2 separate regions of the Mus musculus genome follow, and region 1 is linked to region 2. The links are chromatin loops, found by intact Hi-C in ENCODE. Cell type or tissue: left cerebral cortex. All regions are shown on one strand.

What was found. Hi-C counts contacts between places; a loop is a spot of excess contacts. Peaks named below come from ENCODE experiments on the same cell type or tissue, not always from the same donor. Only the 100,000 strongest peaks of a DNase experiment are listed, where the experiment ranks them.
Region 1: a loop joins it to region 2, with 14 times the contacts of the local background. A loop is called at or near these places in 2 of 42 quality-filtered maps.

Annotation. Positions count from the first base shown.
Region 1 is chr4:45,697,144-45,702,143 of GRCm38, forward strand. All of the region lies in intron 1 of Gm829 (predicted gene 829), which reads left to right. Among named protein-coding and RNA genes, the nearest start is that of Gm829, 16 kb to the left of the region's middle. In left cerebral cortex, no CTCF peak of the experiment used is centred here; a DNase peak (open chromatin) is centred at 2,634.
Region 2 is chr4:45,468,971-45,473,970 of GRCm38, forward strand. All of the region lies in intron 2 of Shb (src homology 2 domain-containing transforming protein B), which reads right to left. Among named protein-coding and RNA genes, the nearest start is that of Shb, 59 kb to the right of the region's middle. In left cerebral cortex, no CTCF peak of the experiment used is centred here; DNase peaks (open chromatin) are centred at 2,856, 3,979 and 4,272; H3K27ac peaks cover 1,163 bases.

The DNA.
Region 1 (5,000 bases), 230 kb after region 2:
TCTGGGAATCTCCTGGGCCAGGCTGCACACTGCAGCTTCCACTGTCTCCACGGACATCATTAGCTGGCCGCAAAGGTCTGACTTTTAGAAATGGAGTCTTAAACAAGCAGAGGGATTTTGAAGCCACAACCGTGGAAAGTGAAGGCCCTGTGAGCTCCAAATGTGATGAGCGTCATCGAGGCCTTGCTGTGGCCACTCAGGCGGGATCAACGCAATGGGAAGAGGTTTGGGAACATTTCTGTGGCTGGAGGTGGAGTCAGACACAGGCACACTAGATACACCAGACCCATCTCTTCACAAGTAAGTCCTGTGCCCCAGTGGTGAAACTCCAAGGGCCAAAGGCACTGGTACCTTCTTTAGTAAGCAGCCAATCTAAGTACTTCATAGGTAGAGTTATTTATCTCTCACGCTTCTGGAAGCTTGGGGGCCAAGAAAAAGATGGATTCCAAGATAGCATTTTCAATTCTGCATCCTTAGGACAGGATTAGTCCTGTGTCCTCATCAGGCAGGGGAGATCATGAGGAAGATGGTGGAGCCCAGCCATGTGTCCTAACTCCCTCCCATCAGGCCCCTCTTTCTAACACCGTGCTGTATTGAGGACTCCAATACATGGAGTCTATGTTATTCCACCCATGGATCCTCCCATGCATACTCATTTAATCCTCACTAGGCATTGCAACAATTCCAGTGCCACTACTAGTGCCATTTTAAGTCCCTTTCCATTCCAATCTTATGGGGAAAATGGAGGCACAAAGAGGCTAGGTAGTCTGAGCTCGCAGGGGCTGTGTTCCAAGTGGAACACAGGAGATCGGGCTCCTGATTTAGGCCCCGTTAGGCTCTGCTCCACCCTCCACAGGTGGTGCCCTGCTTGTGTAGATGTGTTAAATGCAGCAGGGTTAGTGTAAAGTCAGGAACCACTCCCCTCTTGGAGATGTGACAGGTCAGGTCCGTGTGTGTTTGTTTCTAGACATTACATTTTAATTTATTCACTTGTGGATGTGCCTGTGGGGTGTGTGTGTGTGTGTGTGTGTGAGTGTGTGAGTGTGTGTGTGTGTGTGTGTGTGTGTGTGTGAGAGAGAGAGAGAGAGAGAGAGAGAGAGAGATGATGATGATGAAGGGATGGTAGGAGGGAATTCAATTGGGGAGGAGCTGCCTAGACAGTGGGCAGGGCTTCCTTTACCTGGGTGCGACCCCTGGCTTGTCCCAGCTCATAGAACAGCAGCCACCACACCTCAGCCTGCCTAATCTCTGCCTTTGTACAGGCAGGAACATATGAGGTTCTGAGGCAGCAAACTCAAGCAGTCTAAGGAAATCCAGCAGATCAGAGGCAGCCAGAGCCAGTGGCAGCTTCTACCACTACAGTGTACAATATTTTAAATTTTCTTATAATAGGAGCATTATGAAACATGTGTAGAGCCTCCACTGAGGACCGGAACCCAACATCTGTGTCCAGTGTTCCACGTTAGTTCTTAGCTTCTGTGCCATAGTTTTGTTGGGTGAAGAGGAGTCTCACTAAGGCTGTAAAACCACTGAGATTCCCCTGCCCCCTGCCCTGTGGCCCCTGCAGATGGCGGTCCATGCAGTTGGCTTTGAGCCTAAGACATGGCCTCTGGAGTCTAGCCATCTTTCCACCTCATAGCCCTGCCCAGCCCTTCTGAATGGGCTCAGAGAACTCAGACTGGAGAGCATGGGTCTCAGTTCTGCTCATGGTGCATTTAGGTACAGTCAGCTTACAGACAATGCTATTGCCTAGTTTCTACTCTGCCAGTGGGGTAGGGGAGCCTAATGGTTTCTGGGGGAGCAATAGGAGCATTGACAAGGTAGTTAGGGTGTCTAGAATGAGCCCTTCCTTGTAAGTCATTCAAACCCTGGGCATGCCAGGTGCCCTGGATTAATCCCAGGCAAAGCCCAATAACATAGAGAACATGGAAGAGGGCCCAAGAGGATGTATTATAAAGGGAGGGTGAAGCTAGATAGACTCTGCACTGGGCAGTGTGTGTGTGTGTGTGTGTGTGTGTGTGTGTGTGTGTGTGAAGCTTTATCTTCCCTATAAACAAGAAAATTCAGTCTTAGGGATTTACCTAAGGCAACTGAAAACATGCGTGCACAGGAAGGATTTGAGACGTCTAGTGCAAAAGCGCTTTCCTTGTGATATTCTTAAACCAGAGACACCCCATATGTACACCAAGAGGACCAACTATGGCCCACAATGGATCACTGACTGGGTAAAACCAAGACTTAAACCATCACTATACACAACATCACGGGCAAGTCTTCAAAACAGAAGGCTGACCGAAGCATGCCATTCAAAATGAGACTCAGATTGTAGAATGTTCTAGCAGAGACAAAACCAAGATTGAAAAAATCAGAGCCATGTTCACTGGGGGCTGTGGGGGGGATCAGTTTGGACAGAGCACCAGGGAAAGTTCTGCTGTGGCTGCTCTCAGTCTTCATGGGAGGTTTCATCTACACAGGTGGGCGGCTTTACCCAAATCCTTGGACTAGCAGACATAAGACCTGTGCATTTACTTATATAAAAATGTACTTTAAAAAGATAAACACATATGGGACTCTGGGTAATGACCCACGTGTTGAAGTGTTTCTAGGTAAAGCATATTGCTGTCTTTGCCTTATGTGGAAACACACCCACCAGATCAGGTGGATGGACAGATGGCTGGATGGCTAAATGAGGACTAAAAATAGGCCAAATGTGAGTTGTCATGAGCCTGTGGGTGTTTACTTTGATTTTTTTCAATGTTCTTTTATGTTTGAAAATTTGTGTAGTAAAATGTTACAGTGTTATTGAGGAAATGACTGTGCTAATTGCTTTTGGTGCTGGACCCGGACTGACACAGTCTATGTGTTTTATACATAGATTTATTCAAAGACTCCTCCACTGATTGATGTTTGGGCTGACATCGCTCACTATCGATAACAAGGTTCCATCTTTGCTTGTGCTCTTTTGTGCTCACAAAAGAGTGCCTTTCTCAGACAAAGGTGTGGGAGTGGCTTAGTTGCTTTGTAAGGGACGGGAGGAACCGGACTCAGAGAGGGAGAGGGTTTACTTAGGGTCGCTTGCTCTTGGGCTTCAGCTACAAAACGTAGCCTTACGTAGCTTTCTTGGTCTCCAGTGGATGGCCAGAAACGGCAGAGACTGAGTTGTATCAGGGTGATTCGGTCCGCTACAGCGTGGAAAGGGCTGTGGTTACAGCACTGCCAACTTGACCATAGTGATGGTCTCTGTCCCCCATTCAGATCTCAGAGGTGCAGCAGAGAGATGGAAGGCAGGGGGAGCAGTGGTGTCTCTCATATAGCGCATGCCCAGATCCATCAGTGGGCACCGATGATAAGAGCAGGCTGGGCTAATTGAGATCATGTTGACCACCCTTCTAGAAGAGGACCTTCAACTTTGAGTTAGAGGAACCACCCACACACTTCTTGGGCTGCCTCAGGCCAGCAGGCACACAAAGGATCCAAGGAGGCTGACCTCCACTCTCCACTTATCAGTATGGCTGCAATTCTCCCAGTGGCAAGAAAGAGGAGAGAGGACTAGAGACAGACTCTGGGAATCGGTGAGGGGCAGGGAGGTCAGACTGGTAGGACTGAAGACAGGAAGGAGGCATACGATCTTGGTACTGGTTAGAGCTGAGAGGTGCATTCTGGTAGCACTGCTCAACGTTGAGCAACCGACGTGTGGGGTAGAGAGCAATGATGGACAGGTTCTCAAACAGAATGAGTGTTTCCTGATGGCTTGTTACATCTCAGTGGGTCAGGAACAGAGGCAGCTCAGGCTAAACCTGGAAGCCCCAACTCCATAGCCCCGTGTCCCAAGGTTCCTACAATCTTCCAAAACAGTGCCACCATCAGAGGACCAAATGCTCCAACAGGCGAGCCTATGGGGGACATTTCACATCCGAACCACAGCAAGCAACTTGAGCGCACAAGGTGGGAATGACACTGTGGTCATGAACTTGGGCTGGCTTGGGGGAGTTCTTGATGACTTGAAGGTACTATTTTTTTTAAAGATTTATTTATTTATTTTATTTATATGTGTACACTGCAGCTGTCTTCAGAGGCACCAGAAGAGGGCATCAGACCCCATTAGAGATGGTTGTGAGCTACCATGTAGTTGCTGCCAATTGAACTCAGTACCTCTGGGAGAGTAGTCAGTGTTCTTAACCACTGAGCCATCTCTTCAGCCCCCATAGGTGCTTATTTTTTGATGTAGAAAAAGAAGAACTAACAAAACTCCCTGTTTTCCTCCTAAGCCCTTAAGCTTAATTTCAAGTTTGAATACCCTAATTGCAAATCCAAACTCCCTTAAACAGTCTCATTACAACTCATTTTATTAAATTCCTTTAAGCAGTTTGAAGTGCATCAGCAAGTGGATGCTTCCTGTGTCTGCTTGGAGTACTTCCCGTGCCTGACCTAGCAAGCAAACCCCTTCCGAGCACTTAACTAACCCCGCAAATTTAATAACTCAGAGTCATGAATGCAGTGAATACCAGACTCTCGTAAACATTTCAATAAACTGTTTACAAAACTAATCAAATTATCTTACAACTTTTAATTTAAAATCACAAGTCTCAAATCAATTACCCAATTACACAATTACAATGTAATCCGAGATATGTCAAATCCTCCTTTATACTGCAAACCCAGTGAATACCAAATATCTGGTTTGTTTTTAAATTTATCACAAATGCATTAATACTCTGTGTTTAGTTGATTTTGTTATTTCTGGATTTAATTTGCACCTTCCAGAGATTTTAAGAGACTCTCCTCCCCTTTCATTGGATGCATTGCCTTTCTCACAGAAGAGCTGAAGTGTCACAGGCCAGCCCAAGTTCATGACCACCATGTCATTCCCACCTGTTGTGCTCCAGTTGCTTGCTGTGGTTCGGATGTGAAATGTCCCCCTAGGCTCGCCTGTTTGAGCATTTGCTCTTCAGATGGAGGCACTGTTTTGGAAAGTTGTAGAATACCTTTGGGCATGGGAC
Region 2 (5,000 bases):
ACAAATTCAGAATTTAGCACAGAGAAAAGATATTTTTAAGATACTTGTCTAGAAAAGAAATAGGACTACCAGACTGCTGGAGGGAACATAAACAAAAGATGGCCTTTTTCAGAGGTGAGCTTGGTGGATTTAACAAGTACTCAACACCACATGGCCTGGAGTTTCTTTCTAAAAATACCTACACCCATAGGCAGAAATAAATGGACTTGGATGTTCACTGTGAACAGAATGACAAAAAGCACTGCGCTCCAGTCACCTGATAGAGTCATCTACAGGAGCTAATGACCCCAGACAAGATCTGTGACCAGTCAGCATGTCTGTAGAAAAGAATGTGTTTGCACACGTGAATATGTGCAGATGCCTGTTATAAGCAAGTGAGGAAACGCCGAAAGAATGTGTGAACTGGGCCAGTGAGGTTCAACAAAAGAGGACGGCCTCCAAGACTGACAACCGGGGTTTGAATCCCAGGACCCAGGAAGTAGGAGAGAATCTCCTGAGGGTCATCCTCTGACCTGCAAATGTGCACATCCATGCTCTCACACACACACACACACACACACACACACACCCCATATACACACATGTATGCACACAAAGTCATGCACCAAACACTCACATACAAAGACATGCACACGTACACAAATAAATAATCTCTAAAAGTAAAAAGAACAGATTTTAGAGGAGAAGACACAGACCACTGAACTGGGCGATGACAAAGAGCACTCACTATGCAAGTGTAAGGACTGAGCTAGAGCCCTCAGCACCCACGTGAAAACTGTGCTTGTAACTCTGCCATGAGGGGGCAGAGGAAGATGGGTCCGAGCTTGCTCACAGCCCTCCCAGTCTCCAGACTGAACTTCGGTGACAGACCCTGTCTCCAAAAAATAAGGTAGAAGATAACTGGGATCCTCCTCTGCCCTTTTCCTGTTTCAAAGGCATGCATACACCATGCACAAAAAGAACATATGATCACTAGCTATCCTTGTCCCAGAAAAGACAGTTGTTATTTTTCACTATATGTTTGAACACTGATTTTATTTATTTATTTTTACACTAGGCACACATCATTCTTTGGCACACCCTTCTCAAGGACTGGGTCTCACTCTGCAGTCCAACTGACCTAGAATGTGCAATATTCCCGCCTCGGCTTCTTGATGCAGGAATAAACACCTGTTCCTATCTATACTGAGACAGCTACCATTAGTTTTACCTCAGCCCCAGGAAAATGGGGAAACTGAGGCCAAGACAAGTGAAGATGCCTGGGATTATATGTGGGAGCAGGAACTTCCCAAATCTGCTTTCATCAGAGTACTGTGGAATCCCTCGGTGTCAGCCATGTTCTGCTGGGACAGGCTTTGGCCAACAGCTTCTGTCCTGGTATTATTTCTAAGCAGTTCCTATTTCATATGTCTACACATTTAAAGCCTGATACACAAACCCCGAAGTAAACTGTTTTGTCTTTACTTACATTTTAGTTTTTTTTATGTGTATGGATGTACTGCCTAAATGTGTATCTGTGCACCATGTGAGTGTAGTACCTGCAGATGGCAGAAAATGGCATTAGATCCCCTGCAACGGGAGCTACAGGCAGTTGTGAGTTGCTATGTGGGTGCTGGGAATCAGACCTGGGTCCTCTGGAAGAGCATCAAGCGCTCTTAACCCTGATGTGTTTTTGGCGACAGTCTCTGCCTGAACCTGCAGCTCACTGATCTGGGCTGGCTGCCTGGCCAACACACTCCAGGACCCCACCTATCTATCTCCTCTTCCTCGCTTCAGCACTGTTCTAGACAAATACCTCCATATCTGGTTACCACGTGAGTGTAGGGAACTGCAACTCAGCTCCTTATGAGCGGTAGGCATTTTAAAGACCAAGCCATCTCCCTGCCCCTGTACTATACGTTGTAGTCCAGGCTGGCCGACATGATGCTTCTCTTTACCTGTCACCTTGACATAACAGAGAAAAGCCTGGAAGAAAGAGAGTTTCAGTGAGGGATCGTCCACACTGGGTTTGTGCATAGGGAACTGTTTTAAGTAAGTTAATTGACGTGGGAAATCCCAGCCCACTGTTGGTGGCACCATTCCTTAGGCAGGGTTTCCTGCAATGTGAGTGTGGAGAAATTACTGAGCAAATGCAGGAGGGCAAGCCAACAAGCACGCATGTGTTCACTTTTCTCTGTTCTTTATTGTAAATATAATACAATTAGCTGTTTTAAGTGCCTGTTGCCTGGTTTGCTCAGGACTGACTATAACCTATAAGTTAGGCTAAAATAAACATTTTCTACCCAAAGTTGTTTTTTGACCAGGGCATTTTATTACAGCAACACAGGGTATTTTACTTTATACAACACTCTATGCCTCAGCATCCCCAGTGCAGGGATGACAGCATATGCCAGAATCAAATGTTATGGAAACCGTAGATAGAATTAGGGCCCTGAAGCCTCGTCAATGCACACATGCACACACAGGCTCACACTCTCTAGGCCCTCCAGCAGCCACTGTATGCATTTCTAATCAGGTATGTACATCAGTGTGAGTGTTACAGACCACCCCCGGAGACAGGGTGAGGGACGGTGAAGGGACTGAGGTAGAAGCCCGAGGAGTATGCGCGACACAGTGCTCAAGATTTTCTGAAGCCACTGCCTCGTCCGTCGGGTAACCTAGTGAATAAGAAGGGTGGGGTGGGGAGAGATGCCTATTTGAGAGTGTGTGTGTATGTGTGTGTGTGTGATCACGCACGCTAAATCAAAAGAAAAGGAAAGTCAGGAAGAAAAACAAGCTATGCTAAAAATAAGGCAACACCAACACCATTGCCAGACAGAAAACATACGCTCAGCTTGAGGAGGGGGCGGATTGGGATAGAACACAGAATAGGAAGTTCCCACCTAAAAATAACTGGGTGGCTGGATGTGGACTCAACTTTGAGAAACAAGGCATTTGAGCTGTGAGCCTGAGGTGGAAGTCATGCTAGCAAAAGGGAGCACAGTACTCAGCTTCCTGATGACAGAGGACTGGGGTCAACTCTCAGTTCAGACCCCTAAACTTACAGGAACCTCACAGCATGAAGGCCTGTCTGAGGCTGAGAACTAGTGGGTGGAGGATGGGCTGAAGGACGAAGCTGGAGGGCAGGAGCCTGGCCAGCTCTACAGCAGACTGCACACAGCCCCGTCCCCTCTGGCAACTTCCTTATCTTCAGAGTGACCAAACTTAGGCCTGCTAGCCTTGTGGCTCACTCGGACACTGAATGATCCTCTTATAAACTGTTCTCTTTATGTCTGTGTTTACATGTGACTGCAGCAACACGACAACACAAGCAAGCAGAAGGCACACTGGGCACGTGGAGTGACCTCTTGGCCAGTTCACTTCTAGCTGGTGACCTTGGCAAGCCCTCTAACCTTTCTGGGCTTCCTGTAGCTTACAAGTGGATGACATCAGCAGGCCTCAGTGAGTAAGAAATAAGGTGCAAGAGGCACGGAGGCATTAGTCTCTTCTGCCCCTGCGTCCTGATTGGGTATGCACTGCTGTGGGGATCTAACCCAAGGAAGGCCTGTGTTTGCTAAGCAAGCACTCTGCTCCACCTCACCCAGCCTCCAACCTTGCATGACAGAGCAGATTCAAGTACAAATCAAACAACTACGTTTTTTCAGTGATGGACTATGGAGGCATACATATCCGTGGGTACGCTCTGGATCTGGATTCAACCCCTGGCTCTGCAATCTACCAGCTCCTGACTCGAGGGGCCTGCCCCAGCGGAGTCCTGTAGGCTCAGTTGTGGAGTGGGGAGAAAATTAATATCGACTTCATGGGGCTGTTATAAAATAAAACCAGACAAAGGATATAAAAGAGGCTTGTAAACCGTAAAGCCCCGTGCAGATGTTCCACATTAGGGAGGGATGGACACACACGGGCAGAGTCCCACAGCCTTGTTCCTAACTGACAGCTGGTACACATGACTCACACAGTCCTTTGGCTTGGTCCACATGAGAATGCATGCTATTTTATATTGGACAGAGCTTTTTTGATAAAGTCAACTTCAACCCCACAACTCGCTTTATTCCATATCTGCCTCCCCCCAAAAGGCAATTCTGTTTTGGGAAGACACAATCTGGTTCCCCAGGTTCAAAAGTTTGACAGTTCTGCCCCAAAGCAGCCCCAAAGCGAGCCCAGGAGAAAGGAGCACCTCGGCATTGCCTCTCAAACCCGCTGTCTAGAGCCAAGCCTCCCTCCCTCAGTGCTTCGTTAAGTACATCATCTGCTGGCGCTTGGCATGGTTCCCTGAGCTGGGAACTACAACCACTGATGTGCTATGACAGCTGAGTGCTGCTGCCAGACCAGCTTCCTCACCCGGCCCTGGGGGAGGATGGGGCTGGCCGGAGCCCGAGGGAAGGGCGGCAGCTGTCACGGTACAGCTGCCACCTCAGGCTCACTTCAGATTTCACTCACGTCCCCCTGACAAGGAGGCACCATGACCACAGGCCACATGACCAAAGACTCTGGCTTATCTTCCTCCTGATGCAGAGACAAAGAGGTGAGGGAAACCGCCCCCACCCCTACCCCCACCTCTGTCACCAACAACTTTTAAATTCCTGGGTGCAGAGTGCCTTTTCTCATGGATGTCTACTGCCACCAGACCGAACAGCTCAACCATCTGCCCCCTGCCCCTGACTAAGCAGCACCTCTGCTTTTCCAGAGCTCACCTCCAGCCCTGTCAGAGCTGGCTAGGCACCTGCTAGACATCCTGTGCCAAGCTTTGAGGACTGACAGAGCCTCCGAGATCTTTCTGGGGAGTCTCCTACTACCCTTCCTCCACTGGGGTAGGCTCTTGCCTAGTCTGCTTTTATCACAGACAATGTCAAATACATTAATAAAAGAAAGCATCACATGAGCAGCCGGGACGCCAAGAAAAAGGGGGGAAGGCATTTAGAAACTTCACAAACCCCTGCGAGGGGCTCACATTACAGGCTGACTGAACTGGCCAGTGCTGTGCCAATCCTACACACCCC